Regions from separate parts of the Homo sapiens genome. Here regions 1 and 2 are each linked to region 3. A link is a loop called in an ENCODE intact Hi-C map of the cell type or tissue named here. Cell type or tissue: Caco-2. All regions are shown on one strand. Region 1 has its middle 33 kb from the start of RBM47. Region 2 overlaps RBM47 (RNA binding motif protein 47). Region 3 overlaps RBM47 (RNA binding motif protein 47).

Evidence for each region. Hi-C counts contacts between places; a loop is a spot of excess contacts. Peaks named below come from ENCODE experiments on the same cell type or tissue, not always from the same donor. Only the 100,000 strongest peaks of a DNase experiment are listed, where the experiment ranks them.
Region 1: it touches region 3 in a loop (4-fold over the local background); 2 of 110 quality-filtered maps call a loop at or near these places.
Region 2: it touches region 3 in a loop (3.0-fold over the local background); 5 of 110 quality-filtered maps call a loop at or near these places.

The regions. Positions count from the first base shown.
Region 1 is chr4:40,659,148-40,667,147 of GRCh38, forward strand. No RefSeq gene overlaps it. Among named protein-coding and RNA genes, the nearest start is that of RBM47, 33 kb to the left of the region's middle. RefSeq lists enhancers at 2,536-3,041, 4,514-4,653. In Caco-2, no CTCF peak of the experiment used is centred here; a DNase peak (open chromatin) is centred at 3,894; H3K4me3 peaks cover 466 bases.
Region 2 is chr4:40,512,144-40,520,143 of GRCh38, forward strand. The region is part of intron 2 of RBM47 (RNA binding motif protein 47); the gene reads right to left. Among named protein-coding and RNA genes, the nearest start is that of MIR4802, 14 kb to the left of the region's middle. RefSeq lists a silencer at 3,737-4,047. In Caco-2, no CTCF peak of the experiment used is centred here; DNase peaks (open chromatin) are centred at 2,458, 3,118, 3,868 and 4,688; H3K4me3 peaks cover 3,106 bases.
Region 3 is chr4:40,573,885-40,581,884 of GRCh38, forward strand. All of the region lies in intron 1 of RBM47 (RNA binding motif protein 47), which reads right to left. Among named protein-coding and RNA genes, the nearest start is that of RBM47, 52 kb to the right of the region's middle. RefSeq lists enhancers at 3,255-3,424, 3,445-3,644. In Caco-2, no CTCF peak of the experiment used is centred here; DNase peaks (open chromatin) are centred at 2,217 and 3,177; H3K4me3 peaks cover 705 bases.

The DNA.
Region 1 (8,000 bases), 85 kb after region 3:
CATGTTGGTCAGGCTAGTCTTGAACTCCTGGCCTCAGGTGATCCGCCTGTCTTGGCCTCCCAAAGTGCTGGGATTACAGGAGTGAGCCACAGTGCCTGTCCTGGATTTTCTTTTCTTTTTTTCTCTTCTCTTCTTTCTTTTCTTTCTTTTTTAACATTCCCACATCACATTTATCTCCTTTTCTTTTTAAAAAAGTCCCTTGTTTATTAATAAATGATGAATCCTCAGAGGGAAAAAACACAAACGAGGGCTAAAAATGAGACAATTTGGATGCAGTCCCACCTACTTTTAGAGCCATAGGCTGTCTCCACCTGACCTCAGCCACTTACATTGTTGGGTAACACTGAGTCAGTCACTTTTCTTTGGACTTCCATTTTCTCATCCCTAACTGGGAAGAATACAATCTGCCCTACTATAGTATAAGGTTATAATGAAGATGGAAAAGATAACGTATGTGAAAGTGGTTTTTAAAATTTACATTTGGGAGGCTGAGAGAGTAGTCTGGGAGGTCAAGGCTGCAGTGAGCTATGATTGTGCCACTGTACTGCAGCCTAGGCGACAGAGTGAGACCCTGTCTCTAAGAAAAAAAAAAAGTTATTTATTTGAACAGGTACTGCATGCATACGGATAAAGGACAAATAAAATAAAATGCTACGCTGTAAAAAGTCCCATCTCCCTTCCACTCCAATCCCCTAGGCTCCGAGAGGTAACCGTTGGGTATGTACGTGCGCGCGCGCGTGTGTGTGTGTGTGTATCCTTTTAGAGATACGAAGCAGGTAGACAAGCATATATGCATATGTACCTTTCCTTTATCTCTTTTTGCATAAATGATGACATACTATCACACTTTTCTGCCCTTGCTTTTTTTTAGTTGCAATGTAATTCAAAAGTGTAACTGATTTCTGTATGTGCTTTTGAATCCACCTAATTCTTTTAAAAAGGCTGTTAATATTCCACTTGTGGATTTGCCAAAATTTATTTAAATTTAAAAAGCCAGGCACGGTGGCACGTGCCTGTAGTCCCAGCTACTCGGGAGGCTGAGGCAGGAGGATCACCTTGAGCCCAGGAGTTTGAGGCTGCAGTGAGCTATGACTGTGCCCCTGCACTCAAGCCTGGATGACAGAGTAAAACTCTGTCTCTTAAAAAAGAAAAAAAAAGAAGGTATGATGATATGTATAACTAGGCCGGGCTCGGTGGCTCACGCCTGTAATCCCAACACTTTGGGAGGCCGAGGCGGGCGGATCACGAGGTCAGGAGATCGAGACCATCCTGGCTAACACAGTGAAACCCTGTCTCTACTAAAAATACAAAAAATTAACTGGGCGTGGTGGTGGACGCCTGTAGTCCCAGTTACTCGGGAGGCTGAGGCAGGAGAATGGTGTGAACCCGGGAGGCAGAGCTCGCAGTGAGCAGAGATTGTGCCACTGCACTCCAGCCTGGGCAAAAGAGCGAGACTCCGTCTCAAAAAAAAAAAAAAAAGATATCTATAACTGTCCTATCTCTAACACACACAGCATGTTATTTCTATTTAAGAAAGGAAATGGAAGATGTGAGTTTTTGTCACAATCACTTTTTCTCAAATCTGGAGAGTTACCTGTTTTCAAAGGCACCTTAGGAAGCCTAGGAGAAGCCCATGATCATTCCTTTTTTTTTTTTTTTTGAGACAGAGTCTCTGTCACGCAGGCTGGAGTGTAGTGGCGCCATCTCAGCTCGCTGCAACCTCTGCCTTCTGCATTCAAGCGATTCTCCTGCCTTAGCCTCCAAGTAGCCAGGATTACAGATGCACTACCACACCCAGATAATTTTTTGCATTTTTAGTAGAGACAGGGTTTCGCCATGTTAGGCAGGCTGGTCTTGAACACCTGACTTCAGGTCATTCACTCCCCTCGGCCTCCCAAAGTGCTGGGATTACAGGCATGAGCTACCGCATCTGGCCTCTTTTTTTTTTTTTTTTTTAAGACAGGGTCTCACTCTGTGGCCCAGGCTGGAGTGCAGTGGTGTGATCATAGCTCACTGCTGGGACCACAGGTATGTACCGCTACATCTGGCTAATTCTTTTTTATTTTTTTGTAGAGACAATCTTTTTTATTTTTTTGTAGAGACAGTCTTTTTTATTTTTTTGTGCATTCATTCTTGATCACTCAACTCATTTAACCAAGTGGTTCAATTCTTCAGAACGTTCCTTTTTCCACAGATAAACTAGGAATAAAAACAATGAACCAACCACAGAAGTTCACCTTTTTCAATCTTGATGCCACCACAGGAACTGGAAGACCTATGTTTGACCACCACCCCCACTCCCCAACCCTTGACTCCTGCCAACCCCCGCCTCACTTACAAACTATATGATTATAGCAGCTGTGAGCAGGAGCAATTTGCCCAGACAGACGGAATTTCCATCTTGACTTAACTTCTTTCTAGAAGTGGAATCAGAAAATACTGTGTAGTCATCTGTGTCTCAGTTTCCTCATCTGCAACATGAGAATACAAATAATAGCACCTACCCATATGATTTTTATGAGGTTCAAATGAGATGTTACGTAAGGCATCTAGCACAGTAACTGGCGTATATAGTACAAGTTTAACCAGTGTCAACTATCATCATCATCATCATCACCACCACTATCATTATATGACTCTTCTGAGACTTACTTTCCTCCCTTGTAAAATCACAGGTAGCCTACAGTCTCCATAACCAGGAACGGGAGTGGTCTTCTCTCTGTTTTGCTAATGAGTAAAATGAGGCAAGGCATGCTAAAATGACAATTCTCACAGAATGAGAAAAGAGAACCCCTGAAGAGAATGGTGAGCTCCATTTTGAAGCAATGGGTCTGCTGTGTTCTTCCTGGCCCCAGACCACACAGGACTCCTGCCTCAGGGTTCACATCAGCAGGGCACCTTGAACCTGCTCTGACGGGCTCCGGAGAGCCAACTGTTAAATTTTCAGAAAGTCTGTAAGCCAGTTGTTAAACACAGCCATTACTAAAATTAAATTATATGAACTTACGATGAAATACATTACACTTACAATGGAGCAATACATACTCAAAACTTATCACTTCCTAATGATTTTATTACAGTTCACTGTGGTTTATGTTTTTAAGGTTATTTACATCAATTGTGTTTGTTTGTTTTTGAGACGGAGTCTCGCTCTGTTGCCCAGGCTGGAGTGCGGTGGCATGATCTCAGCTCACTACAACCTCCACCTCCCAGGTTCAAGCAATCCTCCTGCCTCAGTCCCCACTAGTAGCTGGGATTACAGGCATGTGCCACCATGCCCGGCTAATTTTTGTATTTTTAGTAGAGACGGGGTTTCGCCATGTTGGCCAGTCTGGTCTTGAGCTCCTGACCTCAGGTGATCCACCTGCCTCGGCCTCCCAAAGTGCTGGGATTACAGGTGTGAGCCATCACACCCAGCCTGTTTATTTATTTATTTATTTTGAGATGGAGTCTCGCTCTGTCTCCCAGGCTGGAGTGCAGTGGCATGATCTTGGCTCACTGCAACCTCTGCCTCCTGAGTTCCAGTGATTCTCCCACCTCAGCCTCCCGAGTAGCTGAGATTACAGGTGCCCGCCACGACGCCCAGCTAATTTTTGTATTTTTAGTAGAGATGGGGTTTCACTATGTTGGCCAGGCTGGTCTCTAACTCTTAGCATCAAATGATCCACCTGTCTCGGCCTCCCAAAGTGCTAGGATAACAGGCATGAGCCACTGCACCTGGCCATATTTGAACAGTGGAAATTGTATATAACAGTATGCTACTTCACATTTTCTTCCCAACTCTTCATTCAGTGATGTCAGATTAGTAGCTTGAAATCAGCCAGAGTGGGAATATTTACACTGCAGAAATCAGCAAACACTACAGACAAGCCCTTCTGCCTCCCCCAAGCTGGTGGTTAAACATCCACCAGCACACCACTGGCTCAAACCAGCACATGCAGCCAGGGTCTCTTGGAAGAAAACTCCTATTGCTCTCAGAGAGAAGAGTGTGTGGTTATTATCCCGTTGCGCCTAAATCAGGGGCCCATGAAGAAATAGGCTATTAGACATGGCCCTCTTATACTGTTTTCTTAACGAAAGTAAAATAAATAATTCTGAGCCCTTGGCCCACAGCCAAGGTCCTCTCGGGTTCAATTCTTCATCCTCTATTTGCAAGAGCTAATCATAGTGAAGGGTGCACGAAGCAACCGTTCTTTGTGTTCAGAGTGAAATAATGGCTTGTCATCCCTGAGAGTACGAAGGCTCTGTACTCCTCAGTGCAGTGAACACAAATCCCAGTCGCATGGCATCTGGCTTTTTCTTTTTCTAAGTGAATCAGAGTCTTTATGAGTAAACGTTTAGCTTTTTCCTCCACCCACTCTGGCCCAGCCATGACCAGGAGAGTGTTTTTTGTTTTTCTAGTTGAATTGACTCACCGATAGTTTTAGGAACCTGTTGGTTTGCATGTTTAGTTCTTTTTTTTTCCCCCATACCAGATTTGAAACCTAGCATGTTTAGTTTTGATCTATCAGAAGGAGCTGGAATCCTTGTTTGCAAACTCACTGATTATATAGCATATATTTGACTCTGTTTTTGTTTAGAGAAAAAGATACCCACTTCTAAAATAAAGAACTGAGGCCAGGCACGGTGGGTCACACCTGTAATCTCAGCACTTTGGGTGGATGAGGCAGATGGATCACCTGAAGTCAGGAGTTCCAGACCAGCCTGACCAACATAGTGAAATCCCATCTCTACTAAAAATACAAAATTAGCCAGGTATAATAGTGCATGCCTGTAATCCCAGCTACTTGGGAGGCTGAGGCAGGAGAATCACTTGAACCCAGGAGGTGGAGATTGCAGTGAGCTGAGATTGTGCCATTGCACTCCAGCCTTGGCAACTGAACAAGACTCCATCTCAGAAAAAACAAATAAATAAAATAAAATAAAAAACTCAGCCCTGGGCTTGCTTTGTTCTCACAGCCACATAACTTATCCACAAAATAATAATGAGAATCACCAAGGAATATAAAGACTTTTTGTAAATTAATAAAATGAAGTACGTAACTGGTATGCTGTTTCAAGAATAGCCCAAATATATATTTTATATATATAATTTTATTTTTAAAAATTATTATTATTATTATTTTTTGAGACTGAGTCTTGCTCTGTCTCCCAGGCTGGAGTGCAGTAATGCAATCTCAACTACTGCAACCTCTGCCTCCCAGGTTCAAGCAATTCTTGTGTCTCAGCCTCCCAAGTAGCTGGGATTACAGGCACCTGCCACCACAACTGGCTAATTTCTGTATTTTTAATAGAGACATAGTTTAGCCATGTTGGCCAGGCTGGTCTTGAACTCTTGGCCTCAAATGATCCACCCAACTTGGCCTCCCAAAGTGCTGAGATTACAGGTGTGAGCCACTGCATCTGGCCAGGAATAGACTATTTTTAAAATTTTATTTATTATTATTATTTTTTATATAAAGACAGGGTATCTCTATGTTGCTCAGGCTGGTCCCAAACTCCTGGCCTCAAGTGAGCCTCCTGCCTTGGCCTCCCAAAATGCTGAGATTACAGGTATGAGCATTAAATGCTCGGCCTAAAGAGTTATTTTTGGGCAGGTGTGGTGGCTCACGCCTGTAACCCAGCACTTTGGGAGGCCAAGGCGGGTGGGTCATGAGGTCAGGAGATCAAGACCATCCTGGCTAACAGGCAGAGCTTGCGGTGAGCCGAGATTGCGCCACTGCACTCCAGCCTGGGCAACAGAGCGAGACTCCGTCTCAAAAAAAAAAAAGTTATTTTTAATAAAGATATATAAAAAAATATTGCTTTAAAAGTTTCTTAGGCAAGGAATGTATAAAATTGAGTACGTCTCCAAATTCCTATTCTGATATAGCAACTGCTAACAATTACTGAGTTTCTATCATGAGCAGATATTGTGCTAAGTATTTTATGTGCATAATTTCATTTAATTTATTGAACAAATATTATTGAGCACTCATATATTGTTCCAGGCAATGTTCTAGACATGGGTGATACTAGCAGGGAATAAAACAGACAAAATCTATGATCTTATAAAAATGGATATATAATAGGTCAGACGGTAATAAGTGCTATAAAGAGAAATCAAACTTGGCTAAAGTGGGGTGAAAAGTACCTTTAGGTGAAAGGTGGCTGCTGTTAATTTATTATAGGGTGATCAAAGAAGATTTCTCTAATAGGTTAACAGTTTTCTGGGCAAAATTGTTTCTAGATAGAGGACACCGCAAAAAGTAAGAAAATGTTGAACATTTGACTTTCTAAGATAAAATAAGATAAAAATTACTATTTTATGGATGAGTAAACTAAGACTAAGGATTATTCTTTTTTTTTTTTTTTTTTTTTTTTTTGAGATAGAGTCTTGCTCTGTTGCCCAGGCTGGAGTGCAGTGGCGTGATCTCAGCTCACTGCAACCTCCGCCTCTAAGGTTCAAGCTGTTCTCCTGCCTCAGACTCCCAAGTAGCTGGGACTACAGCTGTGCGTCACCATGTCCAGCTAATTTTTGTATTTTTAGTAGAGACAGGGTTTCACTATGTTGGTCAGGCTGGTCTCAAACTCCTGACCTCGTGATCCACCCACCTCAGCCTCCCAAAGTGCTGGGATTACAGGCGTGAGCCACCGCTCCCAGCCTGACTAAGGATTATTCTTATATGTGCCCATGTCACCTACGTAATAAGAGGGAAAGTCAAAGCACAACCCTCAGACTATTAAGTCTATGCCTTACTCTCCCAAACATCATTCAATTTACTCATCCCAACTAAGAGCTCCTCTTTTAAAAGATTGGCAGAACATAAGACTACCAGGAATTAATTGGTGCTGCTGTCAGTTCTACAATTTAGTCTAGCCTTAGGCAAATTACTGACACTTGCTCTTCTCCAGAAACTGTAAAATGGGATTTAGGTAATTAACAACTCAGAACAACTATTTTGAGAATTAATTAGCTAATGGTTACAAAATACCCTGAACATTAACAATAAGAGTGTTTTCATTCTGAGTATCACATTTTCTTCTGAATGGAACTCCAGGTACCTCCATCCTTGCCTGCTCTGAACTTCCACACCCAGGTTCTCCTCAGATTTCTCTCTATTGGCAAAACCAATTAAGTAGATAGTAAAACCAGAGTGCATGTATCATCTTTTAAAAAAATTTTCTTTCAATAGTTTTGGGGGTACAGGTGGTTTTTGGTTACATGGATAAATTCTTCAGTGGTGATTTCTGAGATTTTAGTGCACCTGTCACCTGAGCAGTGTACACTGTACCCCAAAATGTAGTCTTTTATCCCTCTTCCCCCTCCTGACTTTTCCCCCCACCCCAAGTCCCAAAGTTCATTATATCATTCTTTTTTTTTTTTTTTTTTCAAACAAATTCTCACTCTGTTGCCCAGGCTGGAGTGCAGTGGTACGATCTCGGCTCACTGCAACCTCTGCCTACTGGGTTCAAGCTATTCTCCTGCCTCAGCCTCCTAAGTAGCTGGGACTACAGGTGTGTGCCACCATGCCCAGCTACTTTTTGTATTTTTTAAGTAGAGATGGGGTTTCACCATTTTGGCCAGGCTGGTGTCGAACTCAACCTCATGATCTGCCCACCTCAGCCTCCCAAAGTCCTGGGATTACAGGTGTGAGCCACCATGCCTGGCCCATTACATCATTCTTATGTCTTTGCATCATCATAGCTTAGCATCTACTCATAAGTGAGAACATATGATATTTGGTATCCATTCCTGAATTACTTTACTTAGGATAATGGCCTCCAGCTCCATCCAAGTTGCTGCAAAAGGTATTATTTCGTTCCTTTTTGTGGCTGAGTAGTATTCCATGGTGTATATATACCACATTTTCTTTATCCACTCATTGCTTGATGCGCAGTTAGGTTGGTTCCACATCTTTGCAATTGTGAGTTGTGCTGCTCCAGATATCATCTTTAACTCCTTTGCCTTCTCCACATACATTTCCAAGTCCTGTTCATTCTACCTCCAAAATGTATCT
Region 2 (8,000 bases), 62 kb before region 3:
GGCGCGGTGGCTCACACCTCTAATCCCAACACTTTGGGAGGCCAAGGCAGGTGGATCACCTGAGGTCAGGAGTTCAAGACCAGTCTGGCCAACATAATGAAACCCCTTCTCTACTAAAAATACAAAAAATTAGCCGGGCATGATGGTGGGCGCCCAGCTACTTGGGAGGCTGAGGCAGGAGAATCTCTTGAACCTGGGAGGTGGAGGTTGCAGAGAGCCGAGATTGCGCCACTGCATTCCAGCCTGGGTGACAGAACGAAACTCCATCTCAAAAAAAAAAAAAAAAAAAAGGCCGGGTGCGGTGGCTTACGCCTGTAATCCCAGCACTTTGGGAGGCCGAGGCGAGTGGATCACTTGAGGTCAGGAGTTCAAGACCAGCTTGGCCAAAATGGTGAAACCCTGTCTCTACAAAAATACAAAAATTAGCTGGAGATGATGGTGGCTGCCAGTAATCCCAGCTACTTGGGAGGCTGAGGTGGGAGAATCACTTGAACCCCGGAGGCAGAGGTTGCAGTGAGCCGAGATTGTGCCACTGCACTCCAGCCTGGGTGACAGAGTGAGACTTCATCTCAAAAAAAAAAAAAAAAGAAAGAAAGAAAAGAAAAAAAAGGAAAGAAAAGAAAAGAAAAAGTGTGCTTTTAATGCATGAATTATTTCACTGGTCAGGGTTTCTATTTTGGATTCACATGGTATGGCTCTCTTTCCCTACTTGATAGACTCAAGCAATCTAAGTGCACCTGTGTAACAGGCAATTAGATACAGTAAGTATCAAAATCTTAAAAGAGACATAGGAAAACATTAATCCACTTGTCAAAAGTTACATAAACTTGCAGTGGTCAGAGTAGTGAAATGACTTTCTGCTAAACTCAATTTTCCGATATGCATATAAAAAGATATTAAACCTGCCATGCTTCCAGGGAACTCAAGGTCTTTAACCTCTACAATTGTTAGATTTCTTCCTATTTGCCTGAATATACAAAGCCACAGCGAAGTTTGTCCTGTGGAGGAAATGTCTTCCAATTTTGAAACAATCATTTCTTCCAGCCGTTTTCAAATGACTGGCCACTTCTCAGAAGAAAAAACCCTTGGCTTCTTACTGCAAGCGTCATTGGGCAAAAATATACCCAAATCATGTTCTTTCATAATTGGTGAGCTCTTCAACTTAGTACTGTCCTTGTACAGGCCAAAGATCCCACACCCTTGTTATATTGCCCGTTTTATACTGCAACACTTTTCCCCAAGAACTGGCAATTGTAGAAATCTGTTGGAACTATTTTTTTTCCTAGATTTTCCTATAACTGTTTGAGTTTTAACTATTAATAACACAGTTACTGCTATCTGTGTGTGGCATATCATTATTACAATTGATCATACATAAACATTTGATTAAGGCTGTAGCTTTATTATATTTTCTACCCACCCAAAAAAGCTAGATTATAAAGACTTAGTATTCCCAAGAAGTATTTATTCATTAGTTTCTCCTAAACCATGACCAGTATAGAAAAAGTCGGTCTCAAGCTGGTCTGTTTCAAAAACACAGAGTTGAGGATAAGAGGCCGTTTTAAACTGACTTTTTTTTTTTTTCTTTTTTGGAGACGGAGTTTCGCTCTTGTCACCCAGGCTGGAGTGCAGTGGCACAATCTTGGCTCACTGCAACCTCTGCCTCCGGGGTTCAAGCGATTCTCCTGCCTCAGCCTCCTGAGTAGCTGGGACTACCGGCGCACACCACCATGCCCGGCTAATTTTTGTATTTTTGGTAGAGATGGGGTTTCACCTTGTTGGCCAGGCTCGTCTCGAACTCCTGACCTCAAGTGATCCACCCACCTCGGCCTTCCAAAGTGCTGAGGTTACAGGTGTGAGCCACCGCACCCAGCCTAACCTGACCTTTAATTTGCTGTTATCTTGTCTAAATTTAACAGAATTGGGGGTGGGGTGGGGGGAGAAAGTTTAAAAGTATTTTCATGAAACCAGAACCACCATTTAGCAAAACCTTTAAATGGAATGAATTCCCGAGCTCACAGAAGTGCAAATTGCAAGGTTACACATTGCCTCCCAGAAACACAGGACCTGGTTCTGAACTCTTTGCTAAAGGATTCTGATTCAGCCCACTGTAAAATCTCAAGCACAAGTAGGTTTTCCACTTACTCTCCATTACACACATGTCCCTCTAGCAAAACCAAAAACAGCATTTGATGGAAGCTAAAGATTACAATTATCCGGGGACTCCGAGCCACTAAAAAATAGAGTTTGCAAAGAAATCCCTTTTGCCCCCGTCTTCCCCTCACCATCCCTGCCCCTTCCGCAGAAGGGAACCCAAATCGTATGCAATTTGAAATTTTTAATATGAATATACTAAAGTAGGAAGCACGTACCTGCTAAGCACCTGGCGCTCTCTTTCCCTGCTTGCTCTCTCCTCCCACACTCTGGCAACGGAATGCCCTTCAAAAACCATGGCTCAGTGCTTTTGGTAAATGTTTTACGAGACACTAAACAGGCTTGTGTCCCACCCTCAGAGCAAACACCACTGAGGGAACACAATATAATGGTCGAAAAGATATCATGTAATGTACAATAATGAAAATGAACAAGCAGGCTCTATTTCCACACTTCCCCTTAAGGGGGAAAGCAATGTCAAACTTTCAGGTGGTGGGGGCGGAGTTGCCGGAAAGGCTCATAGAAATAAACCTTGACGCTGGAAGCGTTAGAGCGATTTTTTTAAAGGTGGCATAACGATAAGCTCATTGTTCTAATCCTCAAACAAGTCTTGGCTTGCTGAGCTGAAAAACTGTCAAAGGCAAGAGTTAATAAAGGGTGGAGTTCACCGGCGAATATGTAGACGCAGTAGCATCTCCACATTGACCACATATTCCTATTTATCAGAGAAAATGCAACTCAAAAAGTGCTCATAAACCATCCTCCACAATAACCAAAGGTACTTCCCATTTTCCATATCCTTCAAGTTATTCACAGTTAAGACCCAACTCTGCTCCAAACCAGAAGTTTTGCATTCCATTCAAGTTAACAATTACAACTGAAGGATAACAGAAACTTGCTGGCACCAAACTATTAGAATGTCAGGTGCCTCCTGGTACCACCAGGGTTAATGAGATAAAGAGAGGGTGCCCAGGGATGATCTATCTGCCTGGTTTTACAGAAACTACCTATAGAGATTGCTAGAGTCTTGGGCCCATGCAAGCAGCACGCACTCATCGGCTACTGGAGGACTGAGTGGGACATCTAAGACATGAAAAAGCAGAATTACTTAGCTACAGTCAAGCCCACTCGCTAAAAAGAGACCAAGACCGTCTAGAGAAGAAGCCAGAATTGGCTTTGGTTGCAGAATCACACCCACAGGCAGGATAGGCAAATAAGATAACCCATTCTCTGTCCCCACCCACTCCTCCAATCCCCAAGAGAGTGCTCAGAATTTTGCATTTCCTACCTTTAAAATATCTGCTGGGGTGGAAACAAAACAAAGCAAAACAAAACTGAACCTAGAATTGAGATCATGTGTTTTCTACACTCCAGCTGTGTGACCTTGAGGGAGTAACTTAACCTCCCTGAGCCCGTCTCCTCATCTATAAAGTACAAATGTCTAGAAACACAGAAGTTATTTCCAAGAACTGACAGCTCTCCAGCTCCAGGAGCCTAGAAAATGGCACAGAGCAGTTCTTGACAGTTTTAAAATGTCAGAAGGGTTGTTGTCATTTTTTGGTCTCCTACCTTATGTGGATGGGTTCCATCTTATTTTCAATGTCCTCCTGTTGCAGAAGCTTCCGGTTAGTCCTGGGACTAAAGGGCAATTGACCTCACTCCTCCTGGGTCTGACTGACTAATCTGTTAGGGTGGGTACCATAAATGACCGTTTTATCTGCCTGCCCGGGGCGTGGCAACAGGGCCTCCCCGCCCCCCAGCCCTGCCTGTCAGCTCCTTTTGCTTTCACAACATTTCTCGTCTTGCCCTCTATCACAGTGAGCTGACCCGCCTCCTAACGCCTCATCCGGGCCTCCCTTTTTCTCTTTTTTCCCTCTCTTCCTCTCTCCTTTCTTGCCTTGCTTCCCTGAGAGGAACATAATGGGTGTTGGGGGAGGGCGATGATTCTCTTTTTCTTTTCTTTCTTTTTTTTTTTTTTTTTGAGACGGATTCTCGCTCTGTCACCCAGGCTGGAGTGCAGTGGCACAATCTCGGCTCACTGCAACCTCCGCTCCCAAGTTCAAGCGATTCTCCTGCCCCAGCCTCCCAAGTAGCTGGGATTACAGGCACCTGACACCATGCCTGGCTAATTTTTGTATTTTTAGTAGAGACAGGGTTTCACCATGTTGGCCAGGCTGGTCTCGAACTCCTGACTTCAGGTGATCCGCCCGCCTTGGCCTCCCAAAGTGCTGGGATTACAGGCATGAGCCACCATGCCTGGCCCTCATCATTCTATTTCTCCTTCTACTATTTTATGTGACATATCACACAACCCAGTGCATGGTTTACACAGGTATTATTATTATTCTCGAGATTCAGAGATGCAGAAAGATCCAAAAACAGCCCAAGGTCACTGAGCCATTGCTGACAGGCCAGGGGCTGAGGTGGCCTTTCCTGACAGCCCAGGATTTCCCTTAAGCCACTGACCTCCAAAAGCACCTCCTCTCAGAGCCGTAAGGCCCCACCTGGTCTAACCTGCTCTCCCCGCCACCTGTGGCATAGTTTCCTCTCAGATCCCTCTCCTCATCTTCCTTCCTCCCTCAGCACGGGCCAGCCCCTTATTCTAATGTTAGGGTTTATCTCACTTGACCTCTTGTCCCTTGCGTGCCCTTCTTTATGCAAACCCAAGAGGAGTAAATCCCCTGCATGCTAGGGATTAATTACTCCTATCACAGAAGTCTTTCCCATGAGCACCCCTCTTGGGTCACCTGTCTCATTCCACTCTGCATTAGGGTATTTGCGTGTCCTCAAATGCCATCCCTCCCTCCCTCCCCACCTTCCTTCCTTCCCTCCTTCCTTCCTTCCTTCTTTCTTTTTTCATGGAGTCTCGCCCTCTTGCCCAGGCTGGAGTGCAGTGGCACAATCTCAGCTCACTGCAACCTCCACCTCCCAGATTCAAGAGATTCTCCTGCCCCAGCCTCCTGCGTAGCTGGGATTATAGTCATGCACCACCACACCTGGCTAATTTCTTTGTAGTTTTAGTAGAGACAGGGTTTCACCATGTTGGTCAGGCTGGTCTTGAATTCCTGATCTCAAATGATCCACCCGCTTCGGCCTCCCAAAGTGCTGGGATTACAGGCATAAGCCACTGTGCCCGACCCTCAACTCCTTTCTAGATCACCAGAACACTCACCTCTGCACCCCCTGGCATGGAGTCCAATGCCTTACTGTTCAGAAATATACTTAAATTTTGATAAAAAAAAGTTTGAAGACACAAAATCTGAATCCAAAACAGTGTTTCAAAGGCATATATTCTACGTACAGTCAGCCCTCAGTGTCTGTGGGTTCCGCATCCCTGAAGTCAACCAACCACAGATCAAGAATATTCAAAAATCTCATGTACCCCATAAATATATATACTACTATGTGCCCACAAAAAATTAAAAATGTAAAAATGTGAAAAGGACGGCTGTGTCTGTACTAAACACATAGACTTCTTTTTCTTGTCATTATTCCCTAAACAATACAGCATAACAACTACTTACTAGCATTTCCATTGGATTAGGTATTCTAAGTCATCTAGAGATGACTCAAAGTATATGGGAAGATATGTGTAGGTCATATGCAAATACTGCACCATTTTATATAGAGGACTCGAGCATCCAAAATCTGGGGGGCCTGCAACCAATTCCCCATGGATACAGAAGGATCACTATATAAACAAATGCCAGAATTTGGGGTTTTAAGGTAGTTGCTTTGCTTTTATTTATTTATTTATTTTGTATTTCAATGAGGATGAGAAAATGGGATTATGAAGTCCAGATAGCCAATAAGATAGCCATCAAATCACACCACAAAACAAGCATTGTTTCTTTTCTTTTCTTTTTTTTTTTTTTTTTTTTTTTTTTTTGAGATGAAGTCTCACTCTGTCACCCATGTTGGAGTGCAGTGGTGCCATCATGGCATCATGGCTCACTGTAATCTCCACCTCCCGGGTTCAAGCAATTCTCCTGCCTCAGCCTCCTGAGTAGCTGGGACTACAGGCACACACCACCACACCCGGCTAATTTTGCTATTTTTTTAGAGATGGGGTTTCACCGTGTTGGTCAGGCTGGTCTCGAACTCCTGAGCTCAAGTGATCCACCTGCCTCGGCCTCCCAAAGTGCTGGGACTACAGGCGTGAGCAACCACGCCCAGCTGCAAACATTGCATCTCAAGTGCCTACAATAATCAAGTATTTGATATATGACACCTCATTTAATTAAACAGACAGATGAGAGGACAGACTCAGAGAGGCTGCCCAAGGATACACAGCTAATAATGACAGATCTGAGAACCTCAGCGGGTCCCAGTTGGAGCCCTTCTCTTTGCCTGAGTCACACTCTCATGCACATGCACACTGTAGCCTACACACCCTACTGCCCAATCAGGGGTGTCCAATCTTTTGGCTTCCCTGGGTCACACTGGAAGAAGAATTGTCTTGGGCCACACATAAAATACACTGATACTAATGATAGCTTATGAGCTTTAAAAAAAAAAAAATCCCAAAGGAAGCTTATGAATTTGTGTTGGGCCACATTCAAAGCCATCCTGGACATGCCACAGGTTGGACAAGCCTGGTCTAAATCAAGATCCAGCCCAGGAGTGGTGGCTCACACCGGTAGTCCCAGCACTCTGGGAGTCCCAGGCAGGAGGATCACTTGAGCCCAGAGTTTAAGACCAGCCTAGGCAACATAGTGAGACCCTTGTTTCTATAAAAAAAAAAATATAAAAAATGATCCAGGCATGGTGGCATGCGCCTGTGGTCCAAGCTACTTGGGAGGCTGAGGTGGGAGGATTGCTTGGGCCGGGACTCCTCACTGTAGTTGAGGCTACAGTGAGCCAAGATCACACCACTGTACTCTGCCCTGGGTAACAGAGTGAGATCTTGTCCTTAAAAAAAATAAAAAATAAAAATCACTTGCATGTATTTTCTGCCAACCTCTGACCAGAACCAGTTCAACTGTTTTTCTCCTTCAATCTTTTTTTTTTTTTTTTTGAGATGGAGTTTCACTCTTGTTGCCCAGGCTGGAGTGCAATGGAACGATCTTGGCTCACTGCAATCTCTGCCTCCCGGGTTCAAGCGAATCTCCTGCCTCAGCCTCCAGAGTAGCTGGGATTACAGGTGTGCACCACCACACCCGGCTAATTTTGTATTTTTAGTAGAGATGGGGTTTCTGCATGTTGGTCAGGCTGGTCTCGAACTCCCAACCTCAGGTGATCTGCCCACCTCGGCCTCCCAAAGTGCTGAGATTACAGGTGTGAGCCACCACACCCAGCATCCTTCAATCCTTTACCTTGGTCTCCTCACCCTCCTCTCCCACTTCCCTCTACCCTACCCTCCTTTTTTTTTTTTTTTTTTTTTTTTTTTGAGACGGAGTCTCGCTATTGTTGCCCAGGCTGGAGTATAGTGGCTCAATCTTGGCTCACTGCAACCTCCATCTCCCAGGTTCAAGCAATTCTCCTGCCTAAGCCTCCCGAGTAGATGGGACAACAGGCGCCCGCCACCATGCCCAGCTAATTTTTGTATTTTTAGTAGAGACGGGGTTTCACCATGTTGGCCAGGATGGTCTCGATCTCTTGACTTCATGATCCACCTGCCTTGGCCTCCCAAAGTGCTGGGATTACAGGCATAAGCCACCGTGCCCAGCCCACCCTACCCTCTTATCCCTAATTAAGATCATCTCTACTGCTCACTTTGAAATCTACTGATGAACTCTATTTCATATTGAAGCCCTCCTTTGACCATAAAATCCAACCAAAAAATATGGCTTCTCCCACTTTGGGTAAGCCTTTTATGTTCTTTTTTTTCTGTGATCACAAATTTG
Region 3 (8,000 bases):
TGGAACAGTTTCCTAAGAAAGATAATCATAATTTCCATTTCTGTAAAACTTTATAAAATTGTATTAGACATCTTTGGTTTAAATTTTCATTTGTTAAAGGCTATGGTGGATCAGATGACCTTTTGCCACAAAGCTTTCATAGCAACCGAAGAGCAGTGTTTAGAATATTTTTCACTTAAATAATGAGGAAGAACAGGGCTGACTGCACGAGGTGGAAGAATCCAGATTGTGCAAATGGTCTTCCGTTCTGCAGCCTCTCTGCAGTTGTTGTGGGTTATTAGACTTCCGAGATCTAAATATTCTCCCAGAGTGTAGGAAACTCCTCCTAAAGTTTTACATAAAATATAATCTCATTATTTCAGAAATAGACTGGGTAAAACTAGTACCATGAGAAGAAACAAGCTTTTCAGTTAAGACCGAGTTTAATTCTGGTTTTTCTAAGAAATAAAGACTTTTATTTGTTTGATTCCAGAGAACCTCAGGGGACACCCGACTGAGACAAACTGAAAAGTTAGAAGAAAGAATTTCCAGATTCCAAAAATAATTCAACAGAATGACTCTTTTCAGAACGTTAGACAAACCTGTATTCTGTAGGTATGTTTTAGAATCTCATAGGTAATCACAAGATTATAGATGACAGGGAAGATGAAAAAGTCAAGGAAGCTATCAAAGTATTGGAAATGGGCTGGGTGTGGTGGCTCACGCCTGTAATCCCAGCACTTTGGGAAGCTGAGGTGGGCAGATCACCTGAGATCAGGAGTTCAAAACCAGCCTGGCCAACGTGGTGAAATCCCATCTCTACTAAAAATACAGAAATTAGCCAGGTGTGGTGGCATATGCCTGTAATCTCAGCTACTCGGGAGGCTGAGGCAGAAGAATCACTTGAACCCCGGAGGCAGAGGTTGCATTGAGCCAAGATCACACAACTGCACTCTAGCCTGGGCAACAGAGTGAGACTCTGTATCAAAGAAGAAAGAAAAAGCATCAGAATTGGCAAAACTGGAGGAAAAGAACAAAAAATGAAGAGAACATCAGATAGGTTACGAAGATAATCAGTTTGGGTCAATTCCCCTAAAACATGGGAGCTGCCATAGACCCCTCAAGGCAATAGTTTTCAATTGGGAACCATTTGGGTCCCCAAGAAGTTATCTGGCAACGCATGAAGACATTTTTGGTGGTGGGTGCTACTGGCTTCTAATAAGCACAGGCATACTGCTAAACATCCTATAATGCACAGGAAAACCCCTTAAAACAATCCAAAATATCAACTGTGCCAAGATTGAGAAACCCTACATTGAAGAATACTGGCCCTACAGAAACACTGAACAGACACTGTAATTCACAAAGGGAATGTTATTAATACAGCTACCTATAAAGAAATACCAAGGAAGCTGGGCGTGGTGGCTCACACCTATAATCCCAGCTTTTTGGCTGATTCAGGCGGATCACCTGAGGTCAGGAGTTCGAGACCAGCCTGATCAACATGGAGAAACCCGGTCTCTACTTAAAAATACAAAATTAGCCAGGAGTGGTGGCGGGCCCCTTTAATCCCAGCTACTCAGGAGGCTGAGGCAGGAAAGTCGCTTGAACCTGGGAGGCAGCGGTTGCGGTGAGTCGAGATCGTGCCACTGCACTCCAGCCTGGGCAACAAGAGCGAAACTCCATCTCAAAAAAAAAAAAAAAACTACCAAGGAATAGCTACCTATAAAGAAGTCTCCCCAAGTTAACTGAATACTTAAAATTTGAATACTTAATGGTTTTGTCCTTAATCCCCGTTGGACCACTTTGATAAGGGCTACTGTGTGTCTGAGTGACCAACCCATGCCAGTTTGCCCAGGACTGTCCTGGTTTTAGCACTGAAAGGACAAATGAAGCCATTCTGTCCGCCAAGAGTACAGTGATATTTGGTCATCTGGAATTTTCTCTCTTTTGAAGAGAAACCTCAGATTCCTTCATGGTTTCCTCTGTGCTTGTTCTCACACATTACCAAGCTCCTGAGGCCTGGCTCCAGCAGGGAGAGAAAGGGTCTGATCTCAGAGGTGCTCTCTGATCCAGAGGAAGCCCAGAAGAAATGGGGGCCTGCCAGTGCTGGTGGCCAGGAGGGCATTGTTAATAGCTCATCTGGTTCTGTCGCCACCCAAGGCAGGGTTCTCCTTTGGATCGGACACTGGGGAAGTGTTCCTTCCCTGCAGGCTCACATAGCTTGCTAAGAGGCATCTTTCCTCACCTCCTCCTGGGGCAGTGCCCCAGGCAATGGAATGCATTCCTTGAGAAAGGATCCCTTACATGCTTTCCCTTATCTTTCCCAGATTATGCCCTTTCTTCAGCCTATTTCTTTTTTTCTTTCTCTTTTCTGTTTTTTTTTTTTTTTTGGGGGGGGGCGGAGACAGGGTCTCCCCCTGTCACCCACAATCATATTTATGCCTGATCAATTTTTTAAAAAAATTTTTTTGTAGAGATGGGGTCTTGCTATGTCGCCCAGGCTGGTCTTGAACTCCTAGCCTGAGCAACATAGCAACAGCCACCATGCCTGGCCTCCAAGCCTATTTCTTACAAAGGTGAAACTTTCTAACTACTACCTAGCCCCTGTGATCAACTTACATAACATATATGAAAGCATTTTGGAAACTGTAAAATATCAGACAAACGTAACATACTAACATCACAATGAGAAATCATTTGTCATTTTTCTTTTTTAAAAGAGACAGGGTCTCACTCTATCGCCCAGGCTGGAGTGCAGTGGCATGATCATGGATGGCTCACTGCAGCCTCAAACTTCTGGCCTCAAGTGATCCTCTTGCCTGAGCCCCTCAGGGTGCTGGGATTACAGGTGCAAGCTCAGCTCATTTCTATTTTTGAAGTTAGCAACTGAGGGTTGTTTCACTTTCTAGATACTTTAAATTCCCGTGTGGCAGGCACTGTTGTAAACACTTTGCATGTGTTATCTCATATAATATTCACAGAAATCCTGATGATGATGATGATGATACCCATTTTATAGATGAAGAAACTGAGATAGGATGACATTAAATAACTTTCCCAGGGTCACAGAGCTGGTGGAGCTGAGTGATTAGATTCAGACAGGCTGGCTCCAAAGTCCATGCTGAATGCTACCTGTGACTCAAGCCAGGAGAAAAAAAGGAGTTGCTCAAATAAAGCGTCCCTGGCAGTAACGAATCATTAACTTTCAGCCCACTCCAAGGAATGGGTGGCCTGAGGGTCACGTGCTAAAGAGGAAACCCTGAGTGAGTCAATCATGAACACATGACTGTTCTTAGTTCCTTATAGGTTTGCTTCCTCAAATAGCCTTCCTGGAGTGCTGAGCCAAGAGATGGATTGGGACCAGTTTCAGTTCTGGGAAAGGGGCTGAACCCCATCTAGCCAATGCCTGCACCCACGCTTCAGCTCTGTGCATGCTGGTGGCCGAATCTAACACAGGCCACAGGGACTTCCTCAAACTGGGAAATGCCTGCTCATGTTGTCAAGAGTCCTCAGCAACAGCTTGTTTGCCGACTAAACAAGGCTGCCACCTCACACAGGCAGCCTCAGAAAGATCAGGGAGTTAATAGTTACATGAAGACAGCTCAGAGAACAGCTCAAGTGACAGTCCAGACAAATGCAGATCGTATAATGGGTACCTGGTTAGATTCTGTTTAAAAAAAAAAAAAAGGATGTTCCTCTCTGCTATTTATTCCCTGTTCCAATTTTTTTAAAAATCCTGTTTTCCCTTTCCTGATCCTCCCTTATGGTATCTCATACTTAAAAAAAAAAAAAGTCTGGGATAAGCTGATAGTCACAAAGAAACAGGAATGCAACAAACCAGAAACCCAAAGCCCCAAATCTCTGCCTTATCACAGACCGTTTAAAACTCTGGAGTTTTTTCCTACTTCAGCACATATCTCAAGATTAGATAAATGTGGTACCATTGTGTTACTCCCTGGTGAAGAAACCAACAAACTGTCCAATAAAAATTACAGGAAGCTAGGAGCGGTGGTGCGTGCGTGTAGTCCCAGCTACTCAGGGGGCTGAGATGGGAAGATGGCTTGAGCCTAGGAGGTCAAGGCCAGCCTAGACAACACAGCAAGACCTCTTCTCTTAAAAAAAGAAAAAAAGAATTATAGGAGGTCACTGTTTTGGACTAAACTTCTGCAACTAGGGCCCAATAGACCAGACTGAAAATCAAAATGGAGTCACCCAGGCTAAAGTTCCACATCACAAAACAGAAACTAAGTTGTTGTCTGACCTTCTCAGTAATCAGGACGAAGAAATAACACCAAATTTCTTAAATGGGCCAGTTTCAAATCTTTAATTGGCATAATGAAACTCCCTGCTTTAATCCTTAAAGTAATCTGATGTTATTTTTCTGTTGTTCTGTCTCCTGTTGTCCCATTCCTTACAAAAAAAGTATCTTTGAAACAATTAATATACTTTAAGTTCTTTCCTTCTACTTTATAAAGCCAAGCTCTTCTGCTCGGCTGACTGGAACCCTTTTCCTATAATATGGAAGGAAGTGTTGCCCGATTCTAGAAACTCAAATAAAAGCAATTGAGAACTTTAAACTAAATTTGTTGCAATTTTGTCTTTTGACACATAGGATTTTCCTCCTGACACTTATAGACAATTGTAGAATAAATGGCCTCCCTCTGCCTCCATTTTCTACTTCCATTCATTTTCAGTGTTCTTAGCTTTTTCTTTCTACATGCCCACCACTTAGATTTCATTGTTCTTCCATCTGAAAGCTTTGCTTATGGCCTTTTCTATCATTTTCTCTTCTACCTTAACTTCTAGAGTTATTATGTTACCTAGGACAAGAGATATGACTTCTCACTGCCTCAGTTCCTCATCTGTAAATGGTGCTGTGTAGCAGGGCCTGCTGTAAGGGCTAAGGGGTAACGCACACAAAGTGCTTGGCACAATGCTACACACAGTAGGTGCTCAAAATGTGATAGCAAGCTGGGCACGATGGCTCACGCCTGTAATTCCAGCACTTTGGGAGGCCAGGGAGGGCAGATCACTTGAGGTCAGGAGTTCAAGACCAGCCTGGGCAATATGGTGAAACCCCATCTCCACTAAAATAACAAAAAATTAGCCAGACATGGTGGCGTGCACTTGTACTCCCAGCTACTCAGGAGGCTGAGGCAGAAGAATCACTTGAACCTGGGAGGCGGAGGCTACAGTGAGCCAAGATCATGCCACTGCACTCCAGCCTGGGCAACAGAGCGAGACTCTATCTTAAATTAAAAAAAAAAAAAATGCAGCCAGGCACGGTGGCTCACGCTTGTAATCCCAGCACTTTGGGAGGCCAAGACTGGCGGATCACGAGGTCAGGAGACTGAGACCATCCTGGCTAACACACTGAAACCCCATCTCTACTAAAAATACAAAAAATTAGCTGGGCATGGTGGCACGCGCCTGTAGTCCCAGCTACTCAGGAGGCTGAGGCAGGAGAACCACTTGAACCCGGGAGGTGGAGGTTGTAGTGAGTCGAGATCATGCCACTATACTCCAGCCTGGGTGACAGAGCGAGACCCTGTCTCAGAAAAAAAAAAAAAAAAAATGCAATAGCAAAGAAACAAATTGGATGGGAATAACTAGTTCAGATTCTCTAGGTAAAACTCTATAACTTTAAGGGTAATTATTTAAAAGTTATTAAAATTATAAAAAATAAGATCTGACTTAAGTGGGAACTAGATTACCTATTTTAGGGAGATGATATGAAGAAAATTTACCCATCTTATGGAGGTGGTTCAAATCAGAGCACTTCTCCATACACGAGTCAATCTACATTCCCAAGAAGCTCTGAAGCATTTTTCTCTGTGGGTCTTTGCTGGAGTTATTACATTGAGAAAGTAAACTTTAGGGTAATTTTTTTTTTTTTTTTGAGACTAGGTCTCACTCTGTCACCCAGGCTGGACTGCAGTGGCACAATCACAGCTCACTGCAACCTCTGCCTCCCTGGCTCAAGGGATCCTCCTACCTCAGTCTCCCATGTAGAGGTGACCACAGGTGCACACTACCATGCCTGTCTATTTTTTTAAATTATTTTTTATTTTTGTAGAGACAGGGTCTCGCCTTGTTGCCCAGGCTGGTCTTGAACTCCTGGGCTCAAGGGATCTTCCTGCCTTGACCTCCCAAAGTGCTGGGATTACAGGAGTGAGCCACCGCTTCCGGCCTACTTTTAGAGGATTTATAAATTCGAATTGGTCTAAGTTCCAACATGCCAAATATCCTGGACCTCTCACCAGTAAAAAATTTTCCTTCAGTTGAACTTGGTTTAGTTAGCAAAGTCAAATGAGTCCACTTCATGGATATTTTCTAAATGTGTTTCCTCATACTTTTTTTTTTTTAACTCTTAGAATCCAAGTGACTCATCTGTGTGCTTGAATCCTTTCCACTGTCTCATCTCCCTCATCCAAGTTTCTAGTACCTTCTCTTTGTTGTGAAGGATAATCAAACTGAACAACAAAAAGTTTACTCTCCTCATTTGGAACCTAAAAACTCTCTTCTTCCTGGGTCTGAGGGCTCCAAGAATCCTTGAATCAGTTCTCAGATCATTGTGGACACCAGATCAGGAACCTCAGGCACGTGGGAAGGCCAGATAATTAGGAGGGATGCTGAAGAGAAAGCCCGATGACCACAGCACGGTGATGGTTTAAAGGCCTTGAAATTTGGTTACCATCATTCCCCAACCCACCAACCGCCCATGGGCTGCATTCACCAGCACGCACTGGCAGCCGCAGCCACCCGTTCTCTTTCCTTGCATTGCTGAGCAAGTTTCCCATATCATTCAGTTAGGCTCAGCTCTCACACATATTGAGGAATGATCCCTACCACTGCTCGCACATGAATGGGAAAGGATGTACAATACATAAAGGCAGAGACAGGAGAATTTCAGACAGTGGTAAAAGTTGTGAGGTAAATAAAGCAGAGGAATGGGACAGAGATTAACAGAGATTGGTGAGAGAGAGAAGGCCACTCTGATATTTGTGCTGAGAGTTGAACAAAGAGACAGGGAGCCTAGCAAGGATCTAGGGAAAGAGCAATCTAGGCACAAACAAGGGCAAACGCCCCATGGCGGGAACAGGTTTGTTCATTTTGTTTTCGCTTTAATTCCAGGAACAAGAATCTGTGGCTGGAATCTGGTAATGGAGGCAGAGGTGGGAGCACAGAGGTTGGGAGGTGGCCAGAGGTCATGAGCTGAAAAACTCATGAGCCATAGGAGGGAGCTTGGGTTTTAGTCTAAAGAAAAGGAGAAAGCCGGGCACGGTGGCTCAGGCCTATAATCCCAGTACTTTGGGAGGCCGAGATGGGAAGGTTGCTTGAGTCCAGGAGTTCGAGACCAGCCTGGACAATATAGTGAGACCTCATCTCTACAAAACATTTAAAAATTAGCTGAGCATGGTGACATGCGCCTGTAGTCCCAGCTACTCGAGAGGCTGAGGTGGGAAGATCCCTTGAGTCCGGGAAGCAGCGGTTGCAGTGAGCCGAGCTCACACCACTGCTTCCAGCCTGGGTGACAGAGCGAGAACTTGTCTCAAAAAAAAAGTAATAATAAATAAATAAATAAATAAATAAATAAATAAAAGGAGAGGTCATTGGAGAGTGTTAAGCTTGCAGGGGGACTCTGGGGAAGATGAAGAATGAGAAAGCATCTCATAGAGATGGTTTGTTTGGTTTCTTGGAGGAAGACTTCTTCCAGGTTGATACAATCTACTTGTGAGTGGATGAGAAGGTGGGGGTGGTGGGGGAAGAGGTGAGATTAAATTATCTCTTCTTCAGAAGACAGCTCAGAAACCACAGACAGAAAATGCCTTAAAAGATAACCAGAGAGCCTTCAGGGTGTGTGTGAAGAGAGGCTGCAGCCCAGGTGTATGGCATCAGTCCTGCAAGAGGGAAAAGAAGTGAAAGGGAGCTTCAGCAGCTCCCACAGTCACAGAGCTCGGGAGCCCAGCTGTCTCCTGAACGCCAGCCCCAGGAGCAACCAGACCTCCCTCCTCCAC